Regions from separate parts of the Homo sapiens genome. Here region 1 is linked to region 2. A link is an interaction called in ENCODE POLR2A ChIA-PET data of the cell type or tissue named here. Cell type or tissue: PC-3. All regions are shown on one strand. Links, peaks and the distances in the headings refer to the core of each region. The heading gives the core; the rest is flanking DNA. Region 1 overlaps LINC02625 (long intergenic non-protein coding RNA 2625). Region 2 has its middle 15 kb from the start of LINC02625.

Evidence for each region. Peaks named below come from ENCODE experiments on the same cell type or tissue, not always from the same donor. Only the 100,000 strongest peaks of a DNase experiment are listed, where the experiment ranks them.
Region 1: POLR2A ChIA-PET joins it to region 2 with 5 read pairs; 9 of 35 experiments call an interaction of 5 or more read pairs at or near these places.

The regions. Positions count from the first base shown.
Region 1 is chr10:61,824,310-61,827,234 of GRCh38, reverse strand. The region is part of intron 2 of LINC02625 (long intergenic non-protein coding RNA 2625); the gene reads left to right. Among named protein-coding and RNA genes, the nearest start is that of LINC02625, 42 kb to the left of the region's middle. In PC-3, for the core only: no CTCF peak of the experiment used is centred there; a DNase peak (open chromatin) is centred at 1,424; H3K27ac peaks cover 1,501 bases.
Region 2 is chr10:61,881,483-61,884,340 of GRCh38, reverse strand. No RefSeq gene overlaps it. Among named protein-coding and RNA genes, the nearest start is that of LINC02625, 15 kb to the right of the region's middle. In PC-3, for the core only: no CTCF peak of the experiment used is centred there; a DNase peak (open chromatin) is centred at 1,510.

The DNA of each region.
Region 1 (2,925 bases), core at 306-2,805, 57 kb after region 2:
ATAGAGAGTATTTCAGTCAATCAAGATTGTTACTTAAGTTTCTTTAGACTTGGGGAAAAATGTTGAAAAAGAGTTTATGATTAAGAGCAGATATTTGCTTGGGTGACCGTTAGAGGACATTGACATTTGCTCAATAATGACCAATTATTTCATATCTGTTGAGGGATCTTCCTCAATGGACTATTATACACATTTGCCTTACTATTTGGCAAGCATTGAGGAGCTGAGGGCATCAAGCAAGCATAAGGTTTGGAGTTAGAAGATGAGGACTTGTTTTGATTCTGCCACTAAGTACTCAGGTGACTCCGCATAGGACACACAACCTCCGCTGGATAATTTTGAATGTCCCTTCAAATGTAGCTTTCTATAGGAATCTGTTGTCTACCTTCCTGCAACTGTCTGCCAATCACTCCCTTGCATATTTCCTCAAGTAAGTAAGTCTTATTTTTCTAGGAAGACTCTAAGCATCAGGGGGGCAGGAGCTATATGAATATGAATATAAGGCATATGAATTTATTTTTATATTCATTGAATCGTAATACCACCTTATTCCAAATAGATTCAAGGTGGCTTACAAAGATAAATGCAATAAAATAAGATAAAAATTTAAACTAAAGAAAAAGTGTTCATGTGGAAGGAAAACAGATTAAGACTACAAAGATGAGCAGGTAGGTAGGTAGTAGGCAGGCACCTGTAGAAAAAACCAGTCTCCATCTGTCTCCAGAGAGCACATTTGGTTTCTGCACAAACACAAATTGCCTTGGAAACTGAAGCAAAATGGAATGAGTGTGAAGAAATCTCTTTGTTTTAAATTAAATTTAACCATCACATGATGGAAACATAGCGCATCTTGATTGAGTGTTAAAAATCAGGTGCCGAGTCACTGATCACTAAAGGTATTTACTGGATGTGGTAAATGGAAATTCCTTCAGACAAAAAGGGCACTGCAGAAGTTCGGGAGAGATTTGCTACAGTGGGACAATGGACAAGAAAGATTTTGCTTTAGAAGGAAAGTGTTTGATGAGGAAAAAGTCTTGGTTCATTGTTGCCTCCCTGTGGTTTCCAAAGTATGAGGGGCTGCTTTGGGAGCAAAGCAGATAGCAGTGAAAGTGCAAAACAAGGCAAAAGCAGGGTGGAGGAATTTAGCAAACAGCACTTCTTATGAAATTAGTGAGTAATAAGGTAATATAGGGGGCTGTTCCTTTTTATGGGAAATATTCTCTGCTGAGTTCTTCAAATGAAATATTCTCAAATACTGTAATGCACTGATATGAAAGATTTATGTAGCAAGAGGCCTTAACCGATAGCAGAAGAAATTTGAGGCTATGAAAGTTGGCAGTACTGTCATTAATACTTCATTCATTTAACAAATATTTATAGAGCCCTTACCACGTACTGGATACTGTGCCAATCACTTTAGGGAGTGAGGGCAAAGGAGCAAATAATGAGTAATTCACCATATTTGTCTTAGAGAAGCTCACATCCTAAGAGGGAGATGACATCAAATGCATCCGATTAATTCATTAAAAGCACTTATTGAGCACCTATGCTATACCAAAACTAGTTCCAAGTGCTAGGTATGTAATGCGGAAGTAACAGAAACAGGATCTGTTTTGAAGTATTATGTTAGAAATCAGCAGGGTTTTTTTTTCTTTTCCTGCTCAACAGAGAATTAACACAAAGATTTTGACTGCTGAGAACTGCAGAGATTAAACAGAATTAGAGAGAGTGCAAATAGTATATAATAAAGCAATAGAAAAAGAAACAGGCCACAACTTACAGGTTCCCTTTCACTCCTGAGCAATTTCTTGGTAGACTTATTACTAATACATATTTATCTACATTTAAATACATAGTAAGATTTTCTTGCTTCTGAAGATTGAGGTCATTGGTTACCTAAAATAATGATCTTGTACCTTATCTAGTGGCGGAGCCTGGAAAAATGATCTGAGATCCAGAAGAGAATCCAGAGATAGCTGTTATATAGTAAATGTCACTAGACCCTGTGCTGCATGTCTGTGGCAGACATTACTAATAGATCACAGCACTTCTTCCTGCTACGCCTGGATGTAGCCTCAACATTCTCCCTTTGAGAGAGTACCAGGTGGCCAGAACTCGTCTTGGCACGTAAGACGAAACCTTCATGCCCTCTGAAGGCCCTTCACTCCTTTAAATATGTTCCAACCCTTTTTAATGTAAGAAACAACTGAATACTTTGGGTTTCTTTGGGGCTTCTTCCTTAACTCTCTGTTACATTCTTGTTTCAAAGTTTGGTTGAGATTACTGTCTGACAGTTGTTAAAAGGTGATGGCAATATATTATTACTCAGGACTTTCATAGCTTTAGGAAATAATAACAATTTTTATTTTTTATAATATGGAGTAATTTAAATAATTTTATGTAATTATAACATTTATTATTGTCATAATCCGTGGCATGAATTAAACATATATAACCTCCCATGCACTATATTATGTGCTTTACCTGCACATTTTATTTGATCCTCATAGTAACCCTGTGAGGTAGGTGCTGGTAGTGTCTTCTGAAAAGAACTTGCCCGAGGTCCCACCAATAGTAAGTAGTGGAACCTGAATTCCAGTCCCCGGTATTTGATGTCAGAGCTGAAGATTGTTCCCGCCTGCAGTCAAGACTGTGAGGTTCTCTCTCCCAGGAAGTATGGCTGTTCTTCTCCATGAAAAAAATGATCCTCTTCTTTATAAAATCGAAGGCATCATCTGAATTTTCAGGAGAAAGAATAGAACCAAGTATGCCCTTAAACTTACGTTCCATCTTCTTAATCTGACAGAAGGAAGAGGAAGCAGGTGAAGTGTCTGTCCTCAAGAGTTAGTGGCTAGTCCAGGACCATCATTGCACACCCGTGTCCCCATGGTCTCCACTGCCCACGGTCATGGCCATTATGGGGAG
Region 2 (2,858 bases), core at 1-2,500:
CCATGCCATGACACATAGTATAAAATTGCTACATTAAAAAACAAAATGGGCCAGGCATGGTGGCTCACACCTGTAATCCCAGTCAGTGCTCAGGAAGACTGAGGGGGCAGGATCACTTGAATGCAGGAGTTCAAGACAAGATAGAGAGATTCTGTCTCTACAAAAAAATTAAAAAATAGCCAGGCATGGTGGCGTGCACCTGTAGTCCCAGCTACTTGGGAGGCTGGGGCGGGAGAATCACTTCAGCCCAAGGAGGATACAGTGAGCTATGATCGCCGCTGCACTCCAGCCTGGACAACAGAGCAGGACCCCGTCTCTAAAACACCAACCAACTAACCAAACAAACCAAAAAACCCATGAAATGACTAGAAGCCAATTCACAATATTTCATAACTATTTATTTAACCAGTTCTCTATGGCTGGGCATTTAGGTAGTTTCCAAATTATCATCGTGACAATAGGTGTTGCAATAAACTTGGACATTTATTTTTGTGCATTTTCTATGAGAATAGATACACAGAAGTGAAACTGCCATCACAATGCATAACTAAATGGACAATTTGGCTATGTACTGCTAAATTGGCCCCCTCAAAATGGCACCAATTTCCACTTCCACCGGGAGTATATGAGGGTTGCCCATGAATTTGGTCAGTTGGGTGAGTTGCTTGGGACAGACCATGTCTGAAGCAATGACAGAACTGATGATCTGGACTGCAAAGTCTCGGGAACTTGATGACACAAGAGCTACTCCTGTGTCGGGCCTTGTATAGGTCGTTGGCATGCCACCCCAAACAACACTGACCTCACACATCTCTCGTTAACTGTAAATCAGACCACATTATGGCTCCTGAAGTGTACTAGACTGTACATCAATTTCCTGTGAGCGCCCTAATCAATTGCTTCTGTGAGGGGTTTTAAGGGACCCTGAAACATCACCCTTCTTTTTGGCCCAAGGCTTGAATCAATTAGAGCTAGGCAAAAGAGTAAGACAGAAAGAGTCAAAACATCACCTTTGTTGTTGTTAAAGTTGCTACTGAGGAATGTGGTTATATCTGCTGTGCCAGTGAGCGTCCCCATTCTTAACTGTGATATTGCAGGGACCACACCCAGCCTCCAGCAGCATTGGACCACTGCTGATCTTCCTACAGGTTGAGGAGTAAGTTCACTGATAAATTTATTAGCTGGTAGAGAAATATCAGGAGCACATGCTCTGTGTGAGTGTGCATACTGCCAGAGGAAGGGGCTTGGCAACCCATGACTAGTGTTTCTTTTAAAGCTTACCAATCAGATTATGTCTCTTTTTCTTCTCTGGAGGAAAGTAGGAGTGTTACATTAGTGGTGCTCTTTTTACAAGAAGGAAGTATCAGGAATAGGGGAGATTCTTGCTCTTTCTGCCCCAACCTTCCCCCTGCCACACTATCCCAACCGCGGTGTCCACCTAGAATGTTTAGTGGGAAAGAGTTTCATAGTTGATTAGCAATGTCTGCCATGAGAGTGGGCGGGGGGAGTTATGGCACATTTGTCATACATTTTCAATCCTGCAATAATTATGCAATGAGTAATATGTGGTTAGTATAAAGGTTCGGTACAATTGTGTCTTCTAAATTATAAAAGAGTTTCACTACAGATCAGCCACCCCCACAGACTTTTCGTCTCTATTTTTCTGAGTGTTCTCTCTCCTATAGTAGGGTGGAGAGATACTCTGGTCCCAAATAATTCATAACAGTCTAGGTCTTTATACCATTTGGTGCTATTCCCAATACAGAGCTGATATTTTCATTGTAATGGTTCATAATTAAGAACTCACATATCCAGATCTCCAGCTTTTACTACTGGGGTAACAGAGGCAGAAAAGAAAAAAAAAAGCCAGTATCAGTATTTGCCAAGTGGCCAAGGATAAAATTGGTAGTGGAAAAATTAGATTTTCAAGCTATTAAAAATTTATTACAAACAATGGAGCATTTAAATAAAATGAAGCTGATGTTGTCTTTCTAAACACTTGGCATGTTCTACTTTGTGCTCTTGTTGATATTCTTTCTTACAGAAGGAATTTTTATTTATATTTTATTTTTTTGCATGCAGATACTTTCCATTTGCAGTACTGAGGAGAAAATAAATTTTTTACTTGATTGGGTGGCTTTGGTGCTAAAGAGAGGAGCCAAATATGTCAATGTCCAATTAAGCTGGATTTAAAAATGCATGAGCAGCCTAATAGGAGAGTAATAGATGCTGGGTGGGATCGAGTTAGGAGACAGGAAGGGGTGTATTGAAGAGGAAACCACTGGGAAGACAAAAAGAGAAAAGATCTTTTCTTCTATTAACGTCTTTCCTTGTAGATACTTTATTATTTCTGGCCCTTTCCCATATTCAGCCAATAAGATGGCTGTTCCCTGAGATGGGACTCTAATTAACCCCAGATGAAGTTAGCCTCTCCCAAGATCCCTGACCAAATACCTTCCCCTTCAGACTAATTTTTCCTGAAGTTTAAACATTGGTGCATTTTCTTTCTGATTTTTTCTTTATCAATTTGCCACTTGTGCTGTTTCCTCTCCTCATTTTATATAAATAAATATATATATTTAGAGACAGGGTCTTGCCCTGCCACCCAGGTTGGAGCATAGTGACACGATCATAACTCACTGCAGCCTTAAACTCCAGAGCTCACGGTATCATCCTGCCTCAGCCTCTGCATAGCTGGCATTACAGGCCTGAGCCACCATGCCTGGCTATTTAATTAATTAACTTAACGTATTCATTATTTTGAGACAGAGTCTCACTCTGTCACCGAGGCTGCAGTGCAAAGACATGATCTCGGCCCACTGCAACCTCTGCCTCCCAGGTTCAAGCAATCCTCCCAC